Regions from separate parts of the Homo sapiens genome. Here region 2 is linked to region 1. The links are chromatin contacts, found by Hi-C or POLR2A ChIA-PET in ENCODE. All regions are on one chromosome and are shown on one strand. Each heading gives the region's core, a stretch centred on a gene start or an enhancer-like site at or near the end of the contact. The rest is flanking DNA. Distances are from core to core; before and after follow the strand shown.

Evidence for each region. Hi-C counts contacts between places; a loop is a spot of excess contacts on that map. ChIA-PET counts read pairs that join two places held with the same protein, here RNA polymerase II (POLR2A). Pooled maps may share reads with other maps.
Region 2: a pooled map shows a loop between it and region 1 (3-fold over the local background). The contact joins two enhancer-like sites. A Hi-C loop is called at or near these places in 1 of 37 single-sample maps with no recorded cell type and 2 of 50 pooled maps. POLR2A ChIA-PET finds 5 or more read pairs at or near these places in 1 of 52 experiments (A673).

What each region holds. Positions count from the first base shown.
Region 1 is chr18:48,783,010-48,787,833 of GRCh38, forward strand. All of the region lies in intron 9 of CTIF (cap binding complex dependent translation initiation factor), which reads left to right. Among named protein-coding and RNA genes, the nearest start is that of CTIF-AS1, 56 kb to the right of the region's middle. RefSeq lists an enhancer at 2,294-2,493. Within about 2 kb of position 2,287, at least 11 of the 41 ENCODE cell types and tissues checked have a DNase peak (open chromatin) inside an H3K27ac peak, as active enhancers do.
Region 2 is chr18:49,964,809-49,969,632 of GRCh38, forward strand. All of the region lies in intron 10 of MYO5B (myosin VB), which reads right to left. Among named protein-coding and RNA genes, the nearest start is that of SNHG22, 150 kb to the left of the region's middle. Within about 2 kb of position 2,581, at least 2 of the 41 ENCODE cell types and tissues checked have a DNase peak (open chromatin) inside an H3K27ac peak, as active enhancers do.

The DNA of each region.
Region 1 (4,824 bases), core at 1,037-3,536:
CAGATGTTTTTCTCCTTCATCTCCAATTAACATTTACCTGTCCTGGGTCCTAACCTTTAGTGAATGACAGGGTGTACTGTCCCTCCCTTCCTATCTGGGAAAGGCTGATGTCTTAGCTGGGAAGAGCAACTGGGATCCAGGCCTGTTAGACACAGGGTCCCATGTAGGCCACCACAGGTCTGGACCACCTGGGAGGCCTAGCTGGGGGGCTCCCAGGGGCCAGTCCACCAACCACAGCTGGTCTACATTGCACCAGCACGGCTTATGTATGGAATGACTTGAAAAGTCGTCGACTGCCCTTTCTGGGAAGGACTGGCTACTACTCTGAGATTGCATCCTTCCTACCATATTGGCATTAAGTTGTCCTTTCTTTTATGATATGACGGATGAAGCTTTAAAAAAAAAAATGCTTAGCAAAATAAAATGTGGGCAACCCTCAAATTTTACCAGTCCAATAAATCTTGGAGCTCAGGACTCTGGTTCCAGAACAGCACGGTTCACCTGGATACCCAGCTCTCCTGGCACTGAGGAGCCCGGGGATAAGAGGAACTGTTGAGTGTGTGGGGTACAGCCTGGGGAGGCCTCCGACCCTGGGGCTGCATGCCTCACCCTGACAGTAACTTGCAGCTTGAACTGCCAGTTCATCTTTACACCTGGGATTTCCACCCCACCCCACCTCCTCTATCCTCTCGGCTGGAGACACTTCCTCCCACGTGGCTGGGAATTCAGTGTTTTGCTGTCTGCCGCAGGCTGCCACCATCCCGTAGGCCGGGGGAAACCTGCGGAGGCTGCCTCCAGGCAAGCGCTGCCTGCCGACCACCGCCCTCTGACCCCAGTCCACCGAGCCCCAGAGGCACCCAGTCAGCACTCACTCCCTCCAGCCTTACGTAGCGTCCACACGTATGCTGTTACCCACACGGGCCACCAAACCTCCAGTCCCCTGCCCTATCTCACACACATCTTTACATTGCTCCATGTGCACTCTAGTGGGGATGGCCTTTTCCACACCAAGATTCATTCATTTATCAGCTGAGCATGTGCTGTGTTCCAGGCAGCGAGATGGTGGAAAAATGGAAAAGGAGGTCCCCTCTCCTGCCATTGGGCATCTCCTAATCTGGTGGGGAATGCAGACAGTACCCAGTAACTCCAGACCAGCATGCTAGGTGCTGTCATCGCGGCACACCCAGACGGCCCCGAGCATCGAGAGGAGAGAGAACTCACATGAGGGTGTCTCACAGAGAGAGGAACACAGGCCTGAGTCCCAGCACCTGGGCTGGGGGTGCCAAACAAAGAAACGTGCAGAAGGGCATTGTCTAGGCGAATACAGGAGCATGAGCAGAGGCAAGAAGCAGACAAGAATCATGTACAGCAAAAGAAGGGGTTGTTCCCGAGTATAGTGTGCACTGGGGGCTGAGGTGGGAGGAGAGAGTGTGGGCCAGAACCAGCTTGGGAGGGGCACTGTTTGCCCTACCTGGTCGGAGGGACCATACCCTTTGGTCTCTGGGGCACCACCAAAGGTTTGTAAGGATGGAGGTGATGTCTCCTGGTTGGCATCTTTGGCTCTCTCTCTGCAGCAGGATGGAGGAGGGCAGGATAAGGACCCTGGGAGGAGCAAAGCACCCCACTGGGGGTGTCCTATTGGAGCCTCCTGGGAGAGCCAGGAGAGGTGTGGGCAGCCTCAACTCTGTGGCAGTGGGGCCTAAGGGTCAGGGGATGATCCATGAGTGGTCAGCAAAAAGAGAGAGACAGAGAGAGAGGTGGGGGGACTACCTGTAGAGCAGTTAACATGCATCAGCACCACAAGCAGGAGGACCGCTGGGCAGAGAAACATGTATGCACATTCATGCACGTGTACATGTGAATAACTCCTCTCACACATGCTGGAGGAAACCCTCGCTGTCATCCACACTCCCAGGAATGGCCACATTAGACATCTTCCCCCTAGTTCCTGAGAAGCAAACCCGGGAGAGCCCAGCCCTCAGCCTTGCTGCATGCGTGAGCATGGAGTTTTGCACTCTGGCCAGTTTTGCCTCTAGTTCTTTGTTTCTGGAAAAAACAGGCACTAGGGTGAATTTCTTTTCTCTTTTCCTACCATCCCATCTTCCTTCTTCCTTCTCTTTTGTCCTTCCTTCCTTCTTTCTTTCCTTCCTTCCTTCCTCTCTCTTTTCCCTCCTTCCTTCCCTCTCTTTCTTTCATGAAGAAAAGCTCACAGAAAGGCAGAAGGAACCACAGTCTATTGACGTTTCTGACTCTTAGAGGCTCCAAACCGAAACTCAGCTGTGGTTGCTCTAAGTGGCTACAAAATTAGAAAAATAATTTGCAGAAATGAAACCTGACTTGGGATGCCGTTTCACAAAATAGGCTAGATGGCCTTGATGTGTCATGAGGCTCCCACCACTGCGGCCTGCACTGCTGGAGGAACTCCTCACATCTCAGGCTGGGGAGCATTTCCACCCCTGCAGTCAGGCATCCTACAGAAACCTGCCCCCTGCCTACCTGAAGACAGTTCACAGTTTCCTCTGAAATGGGCGGAAGAGCTGGACCCAGCCACAAGACCATCAAGGAAAGCAAAAGGCTTTCAAAAGTGAGACTCCCCAGAGACCAAACCCAGGGGAAGGGATCTGGGGATTCTTAACAGACTCCCTGGGAGTCCAAACCAGGCTGTGAGCTTGGCTTTGCCATGAACTAGCTCTGACCTCCGTGCCTTTGGTAAACAGTATCAACAGCTGCCATTTACCAAATTTCTATGGGGTACCTTGCTTGGCTGCACCTGGGGAGATTTGGAAAATGCCAATGCCCAGGCTATGCCCCAAGCAAATTGTGTCACCATCTTATGGGTAGGACCCCCGCATCAACATTGTTTAAAGCTTCCCGAGTGAGCCCAACATGCAGCCACAGCTGAGAACCACTGCCCCCACCCATTTGGCTGGAGACTTACGTAGGTTCATCCTCACAGCAACCCCGCCAGGGTTTATGAATAAGGAAGCTGAGGCTAGGAGAGTTTGAATCACTCATCCGAGATCCTTGAGGTTCTCCCTCATCCCAAAGCCCATCATTCTTCCTCCTTTGCAGGGCTGGATATACCTGTACAGACCCCGCACAGCATCAGTGAGTGATCCAACCAGCCAGCTGAAGGAGCTCAGAGAGCACTGCAGGGAGACAGGGGAGGTGCCGGCGGAGCAGTCTGCCTGTTCCTGGCGTTTGGGAGGGGGTGCAAGCCTCAGGCCTGTTTTTCAGCCTCCCTCCCAAGTCACGATTGGTCCCTAGTCCTGGGGATCCAGGCTGTCTGGGTCAGTTTGAACCTGAGCCTCACTCAGCAGATGCTCTTAGTGTCTAAGCCCAGCGGTGGGCACTGTCAAGAGCCTGGACTCAGGAGCCGCATTCCTGCCTAGGTTCAAATCCCAGCTCCACTACTTATAAGCTGTGTGCCTTTGCAAAGTGAGTGATCTTTCTGTATGTCAGTTTCTTCATCTGCATGATGGGGTGACGTTAGAGTTGTTAGGAGTACTAAATGAGACAGTGCATATCAGGATTGAAAGCAGTTCCTGGAACATAGAAAACAAGAAAATCCCAGGCACTCTAAGGATTACGACTGTGAACGTGCAGTTCATTGCTGAGCAGAAACTCGATGGAACATGGGCCTGAATCAGTCAAGGTGATAAGTTTAAGTCAATGTTTGCCCTTTGGCCTTGCCTGTTCTTAGCTAGATCAGAACCCCTGGGGTATGGAGTCCACACCTGGAACTTCGAAGGGAAAGGAGGAACCTGTTTTCCCTCTTTGGCCTCACCCCAGCCCAGGGGTCCTTCCTCCTCTCCCACCATGGTCATTACCACCCTTCCCCCCACCCACCCCCAGTCAAATACTGACTCTGGAAGCACCTTCTGCATGGGGCAGGGGGTGGCCCGGATGACCTCTGGAGCTCCTCACCCCACCATGGCAGTAAATCTCCCTTCCCCTACCCCACCACTCAGCCTGTGCCCTGCTGGAGCCCACAGCCCATCCATATGGTTCATCAGCAGCCTGGGAGGGGCCCTGTGGCTGGGAGTTTGTTTGAAGCCTCCAGACCATTGAGGCAGGGGCGGAGCTGTGGTCAGGACAACAGCAGTGCCTTTCACTGGCTCTCTGGGAGCAGCTGTGTGGGGGGCACCGGCCCAGAAGGATGACCGACATCCACCCGCAGTCCTTACTATTTGCGAGGGATAGGGCAAAGGAGGGGCCCAGCCCAGGATGGCTGTGACCACATTGGTTCACATGTTAAGTATGAAAGGAAAAGAAAGAAGGGAAGGGGAGGCGGGGAAAGGGAAGGAAGAAAGAAAGACAGAAAGAGAGGGAGGGAAATAGGGAGAAAGGAAGGAAGGAGGGCAGGAGGAAGGGAGAGAAGGAGGAAGGGATGGAGAGAGGAGACTCACATCTCAGAAGAGAAAAAGCACCAGGAGCTTTCCTTAGTCAATCATCTGCCTGCAGGTTGCTTTACACTCAGGGCTGTGCAGCCCAACTCTAGGCCTCAGCCGCCTCCATTCTGAGGGCCTTGGATACAATTGCCCCCAAACCAGGCATTCCAACCAGGGACCGTGACGGGCCCCAGCTCCAGGCCTCCTGGGTATCCTCTCATGGTTGAGTCTGCCCCCTCCTGAGAAGGAAGAAGAGGCAGGGTGTGTGTCAGCCTCATCACGCATTCCATCTCCCAGACGGCTGCCTCTGTCTGCCTGTGCAGTCTGCTTCTCTTCCAAAGGGTGGTTTGCAGTGCAGATTCATGGCTCCCAGCTAGAAACAGTATTCCCTCTGCCCCTGCGCCAACTCCTGCCCAATTCTTCTGCTCCTCAC
Region 2 (4,824 bases), core at 1,331-3,830, 1.2 Mb after region 1:
AACTCCAATGTGTGCAATATGGCCCAATCTTTGGGCAGGGGAAGGTGGAACCGTTAGAGGGGAGGATGGGGGTCATGATATGCAGCGTAGTGGGCAGAGGCAGGGGTCCTCCCTCAGGCCATGCTGGCTACGCCAAGGGGTCTGGAATTTACCAGGCAGCAGCAGAGAGATTCCGAAGGATGTCAAGTTAAGAACTGACAACCTGACCTGCACCTTAGAGACCGGCAGGAGAACAACTGTGAGCCGGGGGAGAGTGTGCAAGCCTGGAGGCACGAAGGTGAGCAAGGTAGTTCTTACTACAGTAGGAAGCCAGAAAGATCCAGTCAGGGCCTGACGTACACTGCTGGTGGCCAACCAATAGAAAGGTTCTGGGCATGAAGGAAGATGTGGATGAGAGGGCCTCAAATGACCAACTGGATGTGCAGATAAGACCCAGGCAACAGGATGGATGTGGTCACACTCACCATGCCGGCAACATTATACACACATTGGCAGCTTTAGCTACAAATGCTTGCAGCCCACCTTATATGCTCCACAGCAGCATCAGGCTGAGGGGTGAGAAGGGCAGAAGCCTATGAAGAAGAGATGGACATTTTCCATCTCTTCTCATTCACACACACTTCTTTTCATACAAACACACTTCTTTTCACACACACACACACACACACACACACACCTCTTCTCATTCTATACTGCCCAATGCACCAAATGGACGGCAGTGGCCCCACTAATGAGAGCCCACAGAACACTAAGCCCAAGTGCTCCACAAGTTCTGAGTAATGCCTCCAGCAGCCAAGAGTTAGGCCTTATTATTAATCCCATCCTGTGGCTGAAGAAACTGATGGGCAGGGAGACTGAATAAGCTGTGCTGCCCAAGGCCAGAGAGTCGGTAGGCAGAGGCAGTGTGTGAACCCAGACAGTCTGATTTCTGAGACCACAGTCTTAATTCAGAGAGGAGGAGAAGTTTCATGAAAAAGGAAAAACAGATGAGGTGGAAGGGCTGTGAATATGGAGGATGATGTCCTAGAAGGAGGTATTTGAGCTCATAGTGAATGGGAAAGGGCCAGTAATACCAACGAGGTAATAGCGATGGACACAGGCTCCATTCAGCCCACTCCATGTCTCTACCCTTTCCATTCTTCAGTACAACTAAATTTTCTCAGTGTCATACATACAAAGTGTCATGCAAGCCCTTCCAAATAGAGCATAGTCCCTCAGTACCACCCCAGAGAGAAATGTTGCAGCTGGCCCTGATGGGGGCTGAGGATGGTGGTGGTGGAGAGATAGCACCTGTGCAGAGGGAACACCACAGATAGAGGCATCAGATACCCAAAGGGGCCGGGCCGGTGCCCAGAATACATCAGGCTTCTCCCACCCTGGTGCTCACCTCCCCCATCAGGAGGAGTAGGAAATCATTTAGAGATTAAATGAGTCAACTGCTTGGAGACAAACCACATTAAAGCACAGCCTTTGGCCATGCCCACGTGTGAGAAATAATTCTAGGTTGAAAAAACAAGATCAAAGATGTAAAGTGTATGCTGGGATGAAGGAGGCCACCCCTGTGCACTCCAGACCAAGCAGGAGAAGCACTGTGTCTGCCAGTCACTGCCTTGAATTGGGGCCCTTCCAGCCCAGATGATAGTCTTAAAGACTGAGCTATGTCCCTTAGAACCTTACTGCCTTCCCCGATCCTCCACCCTGAGAGAAGCTGCTGATGGCAGCCAAGCCCCAGAGGAAATTGAATTAATAAAACCTAGGTGGGAGATAAAAGAGCCACCCCAGCAATTGGCCAGATAATAGCAATTGGGTGTGCTGGCAGAGCTGTGCTAAGCTCCACAGAGGATTTAAATATCTCAGACTTGTCATTTTCTAAAGGTTTACACTGGTAGCACTCCACAAAGAACATTCTCATTAATTTGAGATGGACTGAAATTAGCTTGTAATTTTCCTATTTCTAAGATATTATCTGGTAACAATTCCTGTGCCATCTAGCATAATTACTTAAATGCCGGAGGCCCAGAAATGAATGAGGGGCTCGGGCAGCTTGGGGAAACATCTAAAATGACAGACCTCAGAAAGCCACAGTTGGGGAGATTGGGTAACTTTTCCTTTACAATGGAATTATATTTATAGTAATTCCTCCCATCAACAGAGAAGACTTTTTAAAATAAACACAATGAATCAATTTATAGTTCACAACATTAAAGTGTCACAAAGAAATTTATATGCTAAAGAGAACTGAATTTCTCTTGTAAAATCAGTGTTGAAAATATTTAAACCAGAATCCTTGGGCCGGAGGAAGGTCAAAACATAGAGTAAGAATCGATGCTGAAATGTGGCATCTGGTCTCTCGATGGCACAATGATCACACTGTTTCCATTTCTATTTTCATAGTCGAAAAGTATACAATTTCCTTCTCATTCTACCTTAACTTCAGAGTGTAGTAAGGGACACAGATGCCTCTACAAATAAGGTAGTGTCCGTTGGAAAGTGAAACTGCAATAAAAAGTCAATTAGTCACTAAGTTAATGATCAACCTCCTTGAATCTCTCACTCCATGACCTGGAGAGAGAACAGAGAGGCAGTGAGATGCTTTGAAGATTGGGAAACTCTACGTTCCCCTGGCACAGGTCAAAGGAACTAAAATCTCCTAGCTCAGCCTGGTCTTTCCAATTTATAAAGCTCACTCTCCAGCATTCTGCCTTTGGTAGACTGAAAAGATGGACTACAGATTAGATACAGACGATAGCTTCCAGGGAATGATTATTAGAAGTCACACAGAAAATATAACATGGAGAAATTCTCCCTGGAGAAGCCTTTAAAAGCAGGGCCATCATGCATTGAGGTCAGAGAAATGATCCAGACATCCTTTCAAGGTCCCTTTCCATCTTGAAGCCTATAAAATCTCACAAGGCCACCCTGGGTCTGTCAGAGAGGCCAACCCTTCTGATCTCTTTACTGAACAACCTCGGGATGCTGGCTGTACCTTGGAATGGTGGGGCCTGCATTCCGCTCAGGTGCTTCTCTGTGCCTAGATGCCCCCACCCAGGACTAGTTTTTTTAGACAGAACACAATCCCAGGCACTGTTCACACCCCAAGGCGAAGGTCAGTTATTCTTCTTGAGGACCTAAATCCACTCAGTTTGCCAAATGCTCCAATTCCCAGCTCGTCTTCAGGCCTGAAACTCCAATGCAGGACAGGAAAACATCCACTGTATGGCGATCCTCTCCCAACCTAACAGCCAACTGTCCCAAACTATGAAGGCTGTAAAGATGAGCAAGTCACAGTCCCTGCCCAGAAGAGCTACTGGGCAGATGACAGGAAACTAGTACATGAGAGCCTCCCCAAGGAATAGAAATTGTATGTGTTGTAGGCTTTTAAAAGACAATGAGGCCATAGTGTTCCCAAACCAAACTGAGGGTCGGGCTGCTTATTCTCGTGGCCCAATAACAAGATGCAGATGAGCTGGGGAGGAAAAGAGTTTTTACTTTCTGCAACCAGTTACAGGGAGAAGGCCTGGAAATTATCGCCAGCCCAACTCAAAATTACAAAGTTTTTCAGAGCTTATATACCTTCTAAGCTGTATGTCTACATGTAAGTGTGCATTCATCCAAAGACATAAGTGATTAACTTCTAATCTATAACTAAGATCTGAGTCTTGAAGACTTTCCTCTGGAGCCTCAGTAAATTTACTTAATCTAAATGGGTCCGGGTGCTGGGGTGATTACCCTTATCTTGTCTCCTGCTAAATCACGGAGGTTTGGGGAGTTCCTTCAGGCCCCCCAATAAACTTGTTTCTAGAGGCCTGGGGAGTTTCTTCAGACCCACAATAAAACTTGTTTAATCTTAAACGGGTCCTGTTAAGAATTCATTCCTTATTTTGTCATGCTTTAAGGCCCAGGAAGGGCCTAGGCAAGACTCTTGGTGGGCTCTTGTTACATTCCAGCCTTTGTATGAGGGCACTGACTTTTTTAGCTTTTAATATTTAACTTAACCACTCACTCAGTACTGAAACAGTTGCTATAGAGGCCTGCGTTAGTGAGACCTGGACTGCCACATAGTGTGGGAGTACTGGCATGGACAGAGAGAACATGGAACTTCATCTGAGCCTTGGAAGCACACAGTGGTGTCAGGCTCCAGGCACACTCCAAAGGGCCACCTCAGAACAATTCGGGAAGGTGGAGCCTGGCTTTAGAGCCCTCTTGAGCTATGAGGCTTTCCTAGGAGGCTGGGAGACTCCAGGGTGAAGCCAACAGCTTCCGATGATCTGCAAGGTTTGAGAACACTGTGGCTAGCCATGCATGTCCTCCCTGAAGAAGGCATGTCCAGGGATCTTCTGGGCTGTCCAGGGCTGAGACACTGTCACAGGCTGAAGGGTTAATGCAATTCCTGATTTCTCCCCCTCCATTTTCTGTGAAACCTTTCGATACTGGCTAGAGAAGAGATGGGTAGCCTCCAAATAATTATTGCAGCTTTGAGGTTATTTATGTTTATTTTGGAGAGCGAGACCAAGAAAACTAAAGCAAAAGAATATTTTTTCCCCACCAAACAAAGGTGAACAGTGGGTCTAAGAAGTTTACTTAAAATATATCATTGTAGTCAACCTACAGAACGTGAGGAAATATTTGCAAATCATATTTCTGATAAAAGATTAATAACCAGAATATGTAACAACTTGTAAATGAATATGTAAAACACATTCCGCCTGCTCCCACACTGTGGCGTGTACTTTCATTTTCAATAAATCCCTTCATTCCTTCCTTGCTTTGTGCGTTTTGTCCAATTCTTTGTTCAAGACGCCAAGAACCTGGACACCCTCCACC